2 separate regions of the Homo sapiens genome follow, and region 1 is linked to region 2. Evidence: chromatin loops called from intact Hi-C (ENCODE). Cell type or tissue: HepG2. All regions are shown on one strand.

Region 1 (5,000 bases), 49 kb before region 2:
GTTTTCCAACTTGATTCCATTCTCCCCATCACTTTCAGGTAAACCAATCAGACGTATATTTGGTCTTTTCACATAGTCCCGTATTTCTTGGAGGCTTTGCTTATTTCTTTTTATTCTTTTTTCTCTAAACTTCCCTTCTCGCTTCATTTCATTCATTTCATCTTCCATTGCTGATACCCTTTCTTCCAGTTGATCGCATCGGCTCCTGAGGCTTCTGCATTCTTCACGTAGTTCTCGCACCTTGGTTTTCAGCTCCATCAGCTCCTTAAACACTTCTCTGTATTGGTTATTCTAGTTATACATTCTTCTAAATTTTTTTCAATGTTTTCAACTTCTTTGCCTTTGGTTTGAATGTCCTCCCGTAGCTCAGAGTAATTTGATCGTCTGAAGCCTTCTCTCAGCTCGTCAAAGTCATTCTCCATCCAGCTTTGTTCCATTGCTGGTGAGGAACTGCGTTCCTTTGGAGGAGGAGGGGTGCTCTGCTTTTTAGAGTTTCCAGTTTTTCTGTTCTGTTTTTTCCCCATCTTTGTGGTTTTATCTACTTTTGGTCTTTGATGATGGTAATGTACAGATGGGTTTTTGGTGTGGATGTCCTTTCTGTTTGTTAGTTTTCCTTCTAACAGAGAGGACCCTCAGCTGCAGGTCTGTTGGAATACCCTGCTGTGTGAGGTGTCAGTTTGTCCCTGCTGGGGGGTGCCTCCCATTTAGGCTGCTCGGGGGTCAGGGGTCAGGGACCCACTTGAGGAGGCAGTCTGCCTATTCTCAGATCTCCAGCTGCGTGCTGGGAGAGCCACTGCTCTCTTCAAAGCTGTCAGACAGGGATATTTAAGTCTGCAGAGGTTACTGCTGTCTTTTTGTTTGTCTGTGCCCTGCCCCCAGAGGTGGAGCCTACAGAGGCAAGCAGGCCTCCTTGAGCTGTGGTGGGCTCCACCCAGTTCGAGCTTCCCGGCTGCTTTGTTTACCTAATCAAGCCTGGGCAATGGCGGGTGCCCCTCCCCCAGCCTCGCTGCCGCCTTGCAGTTTGATCTCAGACTGCTGTGCTAGCAATCAACGAGACTCTGTGGGCGTAGGACCCTCCGAGCCAGGTGTGGGATATAATCTCGTGGAGCGCCATTTTTTAAGCCAGTCGGAAAAGCGCAGTATTCGGGTGGGAGTGACCCGATTTTCCAGGTGCCATCCGTCACCCCTTTCTTTGACTCAGAAAGGGAACTCCCTGACCCCTTGCGCTTCCCAAGTGAGGCAATGCCTCACCCTGCTTCGGCTCGCGCATGGTGCGCGCACCCACTGACCTGCGCCCACTGTCTGGCACTCCCTAGTGAGATGAACCCCGTACCTCAGATGGAAATGCAGAAATCACCGTCTTCTGCGTCGCCCACGCTGGAAGCTGTAGACCGGAACTGTTCCTATTCGGCCATCTTGGCTCCTCCTCGCAGGTATCTTTTTGATATAGTGAATTCTTTTCCTTTGGGTAGATACCCGGTAGTGGGATGTTGAATTGAATGGTAGATCTACTTTTAGTTCTTTGAGAAATCTCCATACTGTTTTTCATATAAAATAATTGTTAATGTTTAAAAGAGTGATAATTTTTTAAATAAAAAGAATCCTTTTCTTTTAGACATACACTGAAATATTTATGAATTAAATGGAATGTTTAGTACTTGCTCTTCATTGGAGAGTATCTTGCCCCATTGACCCTCCAGGATTGTTTAGAATTTGTGGTGATATCTGAACAGCTCAGGCAAGCTTTAGGGTAACATATTCATAAAGATTGTACTTCTTGGAGAAAATGAAAATGAATATGCTTAATGGATCATTCTGCCATCTCTTTATCATCCATTAACTTTTCATTATCTACCTCTAGCAGAGAAATAGGCATTGCTTGTTCATTGCTTCCCTGAAATTAGATTAAAATGTCTCACTTGTTTTTAGGTTTTCCACAATTTCAGCATGGTCTTGGCTTTAGTCTTTTGAGAGCTATCTTCAGATTTTATGTCACTTCTGTATCATTTGTGTTAAAAACTTTGAGATCATAATATTTTTCTCTCCTTTCTCAATACATTTTAAATTTGCTGTTTGACTATGTCTAGTATTTCTTCTGCTATTAGAAGAGGTAATTTCCTATTTAAATTTCTATCCTGCTCATATTACAAACTAGTCCAAAATAACATGTTAAAATAGCAGTTAAATATGTTTCTTCAGGCTTGTGCATGAGGATATTATCAGAAAGGGAAGCATGAGGATATTATCAGAAAGGGAAGAAGTGATGACCAAAAAATAAAAATAAAAGAGGGAGAGAAGACTAGAATATATCTAAGGCAGTTTTTTCAAAAGCAAGATTTGAGTTCTAGCAGATATTCAGATAATCGAAACTCCTTATCACTACCATCTCTTGCCTGTGCTGAATTTGTCACCTGTGTTAGGGATGATTCATTCCTGTTTTCTACGTGGAAATCTGAATCTGTAATAACATTATTTCTTTCTTTCTTTCTTTCCTTCTTTCTTTTCTTCTTTCTTTCTTTCTTTCTTTCTTTCTTTCTTTCTTTCTTTCTTTCTTTCTTTCTTTCTTCTTTCTCATCTAAATGCTCTCCACTAGATTGGCACAGTAAGGCTTATGAATCAATAAGTTTTATTCTTGTATCATATCTATGTAGCCACTGTTGAGTTTTTATTTCCAAAATCATGATCTTTAATAGAAGCAGAAGGAGAAATACTACGTGTGCCCTCAAACCACCTAAGTTTCCTAAGTAGTGCTTCAAGGTTGCTCTAGTTAAATTCTGACTATGTTGTTTCTCACAGTGAATCAGCAGAAACAAGTCCACATCCAATATGGTTATATGTTTTGCCTGACTCACTTCAGAGCAATTACTTCTCTATCAAAGTTTTGAAAATAATTATTGTCATCTTCATGATAAGTCTTATTCAGTAATATCTCAATAATCTAACTAATGGGAGTCACTTAGTTTCTTTTGTCAAAATTTTGAGTTATTTTTAGTAAGATTTTAATAGTGCTTAGTCCATATACTGCTATGTAGTGGTACCATACCTTAGTAGAAGTAGAAAGAACATCAGAAAGGGTGTCAAAAATAAATCTTAACATAATGGCAGTAGAGTTTGTCGGGAGTGTGACTTACTAGTATGCCCTAAAGTTTTCTAATGCTGTAAGGGAGAAATGATGATACCTGAGATTTTTGTAATACATGTAAAAGTACTTCACGAACATTTCATGTACACATGCAACTATAAGTTAGTGTGATTGATATATCAACCCTTGAGTCCCTGTTTTTATTTTCATTGATGTTCTTTTCTCTTGTTTCCTTCTGTATATGATTAGACATCATCTTTGTTAGTTTCTTTCTATATCATACTTCTGTCTTAGAGGCAGTATACTGAGACAGAGTTTTAAAACCCCAGGTCTTCTTTTTTTTTCCTGTAATTTATTGATTTGTTGCTTATTTGTAAAGTTAGGATAATAATACTGATCTCATGAACTTGTTGTGAGGGTTAGATAGAAACATGATAGAGAAATCAAGAGTTCTTGTGTTGAATTTTTTCCCAAACCCGAATATCCAACTATGTAGTAGATGGTCCCTCATTGATTTTCACTATTTCTTCTAACTCAAGTTTTTAAAGATTGAAGGAATTTTCTCATACAAATATCCTCCTGTGTTCTCTATCTTAGTCAGTAACTGTATGATGTGTCAACTAGCCCAAGTATCTGGGACTAATCTCTTTTATTCCATCAACAATTAAGTTTTACTGAATTGACCATGTATAATTTTAAAGCTTGTGGCTCTCTATTCCAATTTTCACTACATTAGTTCAGGCACTTGTGCTTTTATACCTGGGTTATTGCAATGGCCTTCTAACTCTCCTTTTGGCATATAGAATTCTCTGTCCTGTGTCCAGCTCATTGTCCTCCTTGGTGTTGGTAGGTGTTTTTTACAATGCATATCTAATCACCTATCTAATCCCTTGAAATATTAAACAGCAATGGTAATAGTAAGCAGAGAACCTTATGTAAAAATTCATCTAATGTTCTTCCATCAAGGGTAAGATCATATTAAAAAAGCATCCACTGAGTCCTGTTTTATTAACTATTTTCTTCTTTTTTAAAATTGAGAATTGCTGCTAAACTATGCTAAATGCATTTTCTATATCTGTGGAGATAATTGTATGATTTTCTCTCCTTTGAGCTATTAGGATTTCGTGATATTGAACAATTTTTGCATTCCTGGAATAAACTTACTTGGTCATCCTGTGTTTTCCTTTCAGTGTGCTACTGGATGACATTTGCCAATACATTATGTATAATTTTTGCATTGATAATCATAAGTGATATTAGTTTGCAGTTTTTTTATTCTTGTGTGAACTTTGTAACTTAAGGTATCAGTATTAGCCCAGCATCTTTAAATTGAATTTGTTTTTTTCTCTCTTTTATATATGCTCTGAAACAGTTTAAATAACACTAGAATTGTGTGATCTAAAAATATTGCGTAGAACTCTCCCCAGAAACATCTGAGTCTGGTGCTCTTTATGGAGTAGCTCTTTTATCTTTCTTTCTGTTTTCTTTTTTGATGGTAATTGGCTTGTTTACAGTTTTACATTTCTTTTTTCTTCTGTTAGTTGTGTTACATTGTAATCACTAGAAAATTTTCCATTTCACTCAAGTTTTAAAATGTATTTGAGTATAGTTTCATAATACAGTTTTCAAAACTAAAATTGATTTATATGGTTATTTGGCCTTTGTCATTTCTTATTTTGTGTATTTATGCTCTTTCATTTTTATTAAATCATTTTCTATTTTAGAAATGTATCCAAGTAGCAGATTTTAATTTATATATCGGTTTTACTGTTTTTCTGTTTCCTATTTCATCAATTTTGAATGGATACTTAAAGTTCATATGCTAAATGACTATAGATGCATAGATTTGACTTTAAAATTCATGACATAACATGTAAAATGTGTGCATTCAATAAGTACTTATTGAATGAAATTTTTC
Region 2 (5,000 bases):
TTACCCAAAAGTTGTTCAGGAGCAGGTTCTTTACTTTCCACATAACTGTATAGTTTTAAATGATTTTAAAGTATTTATATTTTTATTGCACTGTGGTCTAAGAGTGTGTTTGGTATAATTTCAATTTTTTAAAAGTTTGCTGAGGATTGTTTCATGGCCAATTGTGTGGTCAATTTTAGAGTATGTACCATGTGCAAATGAGAATGATGTGTATTCTGTTGCTTTTGGCTGGAGTGTTCTGTAGATGTCTTTAGGCCCATTTGGTTGTGTTGAGTTGGGTCGTGCATATCATATCTTTGTTAGTTTTCTGCCTCAATGATCTGTCTACTACAGTCAGTGGGGTGTTGAAGTCTCTCACTACTATTATGTGGTTATCTAGGTGTCTTCATAGTTCTCTAAGAACTTGGTTTTTGGATCTGAGTGCCCCAGTCTTGAATGCATATACATTTAGTATGGTTGATCTTCTTGTTGAATTGAATACTTTACCATTATGTAATGGCCTTCTTTATCTTTTTTGATTGTTGTTGGTATTCTTTTCTTTAAGAATGCTGAATATAGGCCCTGAATCTCTTCTGCCTTGTAGGTTTCCTACTGAAAGGCTCATGTTAACCTGATGAGGTTCCTTTTGTAGGTGACCTGCCCCTTCTCTCTAGTTGCCTTTACTATGTTTTCTTGCACATTGACCTTGGAGAATCTGAAGACTATGTGTCTTGGGGATAGTTATCTTGTATAGGATCTTGTAGGAGTTTTCTGCATCTCCTGAATTTGAATGTTGGCCTCTCTAGCAAGGCTGGGGAAACTTTTGTGAACATTATCCACAAATATGTCTTCCAAGTTGCTTGTTTTCTCTCCCTGTATTTCAAGGATACCAATGAATCATAGATTTGGTCTCTTTACATAATTTCATATTTCTCGGAGGTTTTGTTCATTCTGTTTTATACTTTTTTCTTTATTTCTTTCTCACTGAATTAGTTTGGATAACCAGTCTTGAGCTTTGAGATTCTTTCCTTAGCTTGGTCTATTCTGCTGTGGTCTACTTGTGATTGCATTATGAAATTCTTGTAGTATGTTTTTTAGCTGTATCAGATCAGTTTTGTTCCTTCTTTTAATGGCCATTTATTGTTTCAGCTTCTGCATCATTTCATTGTAATACTTAGATTCCTCGGACTTCAACTTTCCCTGGAATCTTGATGATCTTCATTCCTATTCAAAAAATTGTGAATTGTATGTCTGTCATCTTAGCTATTTCAGCCTTACTAAGATACTCTGGCTTTTTGAGTTGCCAGAGTTCTTGAGCTGGTTCTTTCTCACTATGTGGGCTAATGTTCCTTTAACTGTGATGTAATTTGAGTACACTTTTATTTGATTTCTTTTCTGGATGTTTTCAGAGGGCCAAGGCTTTGTGTAGGGTCTTTATTTGTAGCTGACTTCTTGTCCTTGGTTTCACAGGAGGGCATATTAGCAAAGTATTTTTGGTGTTGAATTTTGGGCTTTGATCCAGTAGATGGTGTTTAAGCATAATGGCCAATAGCTAGGCTCTTGCTTGGCCACGTGGCTCCTCTGTGTTTCCTCATGATTGCGGCTGTGCTCCCACTCAGTGCTTTGAAGTTGTGGGCTCCTCTCCTCCTTCAGTGCTGGCTGTAGATCTTGGCTTGGTATACCACAGCCCTGGAGTGAGCTCAGGCTTTATGTTCCTTCCCCAACTTGGAGGCAGCAGGGCAAGGGGCCTTGGAAGTGGCTGTGGCAGAGGCAGAGGGGCTTTCATTTGTTTCTTGGGGCTCCACTCAAAAGAAAAGCAGAGCCGCTGCCAATTGGTGTGACTGGCCTGGGGTGGGGCAGCTGTGTTGTGAGCCCAAGCTGTGGGGCCCTGCCTGGTGATGAATTGGGGGTGGGGAGCTCACAAGGGAGATAGAGTGGTCTCTTTTCCTTAGGGAGACTGCAGCTTGCTGGAGTTGTGGGTAAAGCCTTCAGGATCTTTGTTCCTTCCCCATTCTAAGGGCAGTACCACTGCAGTGGCAGGTGCAGAGGGACTTTCAGTTGCCTCTGGGAGCTCTATCTCAGAGAAATGCAGAGCCACTGTTAATGGAAATGTTCAGCCATTTCCATGTCCAGCCACTGGAAATGTTCAGCAGTGCAGGAGTGGCTGCACTGCTGGCTTGAGCTGGGGGGCCCTGATTGGCGAAGAGTGGCGGGGGGGGGGGGGGGGGGTGGAAGGATCACAGAGAGGAGAGACTGGGCTCCTTTCCATATGACAACAGTGAAGTGGCCTCATTGTTTGGGGTGACACCCAGAGCTTTTGGTCTCATGGCCAAGGAAATCAAGGATGTGACACACCAAGGATGAGGTTGAGAATAGAAATTTAATAGGAAAAAGAAAGAGAACAGCTCTCTGCTACAGAGAGGGATCCCAGAAAAAGGGTTGCTGTACTGCAGTGAAATGCAGGGGTTTTTATAGACGAGCTAGTGGGGAGGTGGTATCTGATCAGCATAGAGCATGAAAAACCAGTTAGGACCAGGTGTGCTATCTACTTAGGGTACAAATCTCTGGTAGCCCCCCACCCCAATGTTTTATTATGCAGGCAGTTCCTCAGCTTGAGCTATTCCATGTTGCTTATTTCTTTCTTACTGTGCATCTGCTAAAAAGGGGAGGTGGAACCCCCATGGTGGACGTGCCTGGTCCTTTGTAGCCCTTTCTATCTGTGCAACGGCCAGCATCCCCTCATGCAAGCTTCCAGCTTCCTTATCTATGTTTGCAGCCCAATCTTCCAGTTGCTGTTTGTTAGAAAAGAAGTGATTTCTTGGGCTGCTTTTTGTGAGAAGCGAAGTTCTGTCTGGGACTATTTGCCCTCACTATCTGTCTAAATCATTTTTATCTACTCCTGTATCAACATTGGTGTGCTGGAATTGCAAGTAAAGTTCCTAGGCTCTTAGTCGGGTGGCAGCAAGGTCAGAATCACTTCAGTGGCAGTGACAGAGCGGCTGTTGTTTGCCTCTGGAAGCTCCACCCCAGAGAAACAGAGCCGCTGCCAGTGGGAATGTTCAGCTGGGGGTGGGGCAGCTGCTCTGCAGTCATGAGCTTGGGGCCCTGCCTGGTAAAGAGTCCGGGGTGGCGGTTCACAGGGAAGAAAGTCTGGGCTCCTTTCTGCATGATGGCTGCCATGTGCTGGGGTGCCAGCATAGCGACCACACCCTTTCTTCCTCTCCCAGACCGAGAGCAGCAAGGGCAGTACCACTGAAGCTGCAATGGCAGAGGGACTTTGGGTTGTCTCTGGAGTTTCCTCCCTGGAGAAATGCAAAGCTGCCACTGACTGAAGTATTCAGGCTGGGGCAGAGTGGTTGTGCTGGGGGCCCAGGTGGAGAGGCCCTCCACGGTGAGGAGCAGCTGAGGCACGGACCTGCATCGAAACAGACTGGCCGCTTTTCTGTAAGGCAACGGAACTATGCTGAGGGTCCATGTTAGATTCTAATCACTGCTTTTCCTCTGGAGTCCGAGGGTAACAGGAGAGAGGACTGTGTAGCAGCAAACATGAGAGCCTGTCTGCTGCCTCTGGTAGCTGCGTCTCAGGGAAGTGCAGAGCTGTTCCCCGATGGAGAGCTCAGGAGTGGTTGGGGTGGCTGCATTACGGTCCCAGGCCAGTGGGCCGTGTCCAGAGAGGTGCAGTAGAGGTGAGGCCTGCTGTTCATCCACTGCTCAGTCCACGGATTCGGCCCCTATCCTGGGGGCATGCTAGGGATCCTGGCCTCCGATGTTGCAGGAGCTGCAGCTGCTGGTGCTGGGATGCCCAGGGATCAAAGAGTCCCGTACTTCTCATGTGCCTGAACTGTGACTGTGCCCAGACTCCACATGGCTGTCTTTTTCAGTCTGGAGGCCCCGGCTGGGGGAGAGTCATGGGGGAATCTCTTGATTTCAGGGTTGCAAAGTTCCGTGGCAGAAATGTGGGTCCCTAGGAACTCTCACTAGCTCACTGTTTCTTCGCAGTGGGAGTCTCCCATGGCTCTGCGCCACTCCTGGGTGGGTGGCTGTCGTGTCTCACTCTTCTCTGTTCTACATAGGTCGTGTTGCTTCCTTGATGATTCCCAGTGCGTCCTCCTGGAAGATCCAGTTGAAGAGCTAGTATTTACTCAACACTCTTCTCTCTGTGAGAGCGGCCCACACTAGTTGCTCCTAGTCATTTATCTTGGCCGGAATCTTCTCTGTTCTCTGGTTATCTCCATGTCTGCCCCCTGCCAACACTGACACATTAAAAAAAAAAAAAAAAAAAAAAAAAGATGCCTTGGAACAGTTCCAGAGGATGAAGTTTTTTTCTCACTATTTATGGGAAACGGGGAGCTTCGCAGCCAAGCTCCTCTTCAGCAGCAGCACAGACCCCTGCCTCTTGCCTCATTTCTCACTTCCACCCTGGAAGTTGCAGAACACGCATGTGCACTGCACAGGCCTGTGAAGGTGGGATCAGCACGTCCTGCCAGGCACCATCTCCAGCGCAGGATACTGGAGCTCCCTGTTGAGCAGTGCAGGTTATATAGAATAGGTTAGGAGTTAGGGCATAGGGCTTGGGTTAGGTGTTAGAATCTACATGGCTGATTCTTGCTTACACTGTTGAATTTACTTTTGAGGACTAACCTGAAAAATGGTTTCTCAGATTCCCTTGAATCACAACTTTACAGATATTTTTTGACATTTTGGCAGTAACAGTTTTTATAGTGAAGGTAATATAAAGATCAGGATGAGATAATACAGTCACCAATAAAAATATGAAAATTGTGAGCTTGAGAAAGCTGACTCTGGGGATTGAGAACATGCTTTGAAAATAAGACCAGCTATTATACATTTAGATGTTAAAACTGAATGAGATACAGAAATCAATTTGAATTTTTGGGTGTCAAGTTGATATACTTCAAGTGTCTAATTGTTTTCTAATTGACTATAAGATGATTTTATTTTTCAGAGAAAAATACTGTTGAGAAAACAGAGAAAGATTTTCTTTTGCTGCTATTTTTTGC

The links. Hi-C counts contacts between places; a loop is a spot of excess contacts. Peaks named below come from ENCODE experiments on the same cell type or tissue, not always from the same donor. Only the 100,000 strongest peaks of a DNase experiment are listed, where the experiment ranks them.
Region 1: it touches region 2 in a loop (2.7-fold over the local background); 1 of 110 quality-filtered maps calls a loop at or near these places.

The regions. Positions count from the first base shown.
Region 1 is chr4:103,254,862-103,259,861 of GRCh38, forward strand. No RefSeq gene overlaps it. Among named protein-coding and RNA genes, the nearest start is that of CENPE, 59 kb to the left of the region's middle. RefSeq lists an enhancer at 614-1,813. In HepG2, no CTCF peak of the experiment used is centred here; no DNase peak of the experiment used is centred here; H3K4me3 peaks cover 2,556 bases.
Region 2 is chr4:103,303,980-103,308,979 of GRCh38, forward strand. No RefSeq gene overlaps it. Among named protein-coding and RNA genes, the nearest start is that of CENPE, 110 kb to the left of the region's middle. RefSeq lists an enhancer at 2,889-3,406. In HepG2, no CTCF peak of the experiment used is centred here; a DNase peak (open chromatin) is centred at 2,992; H3K4me3 peaks cover 1,565 bases.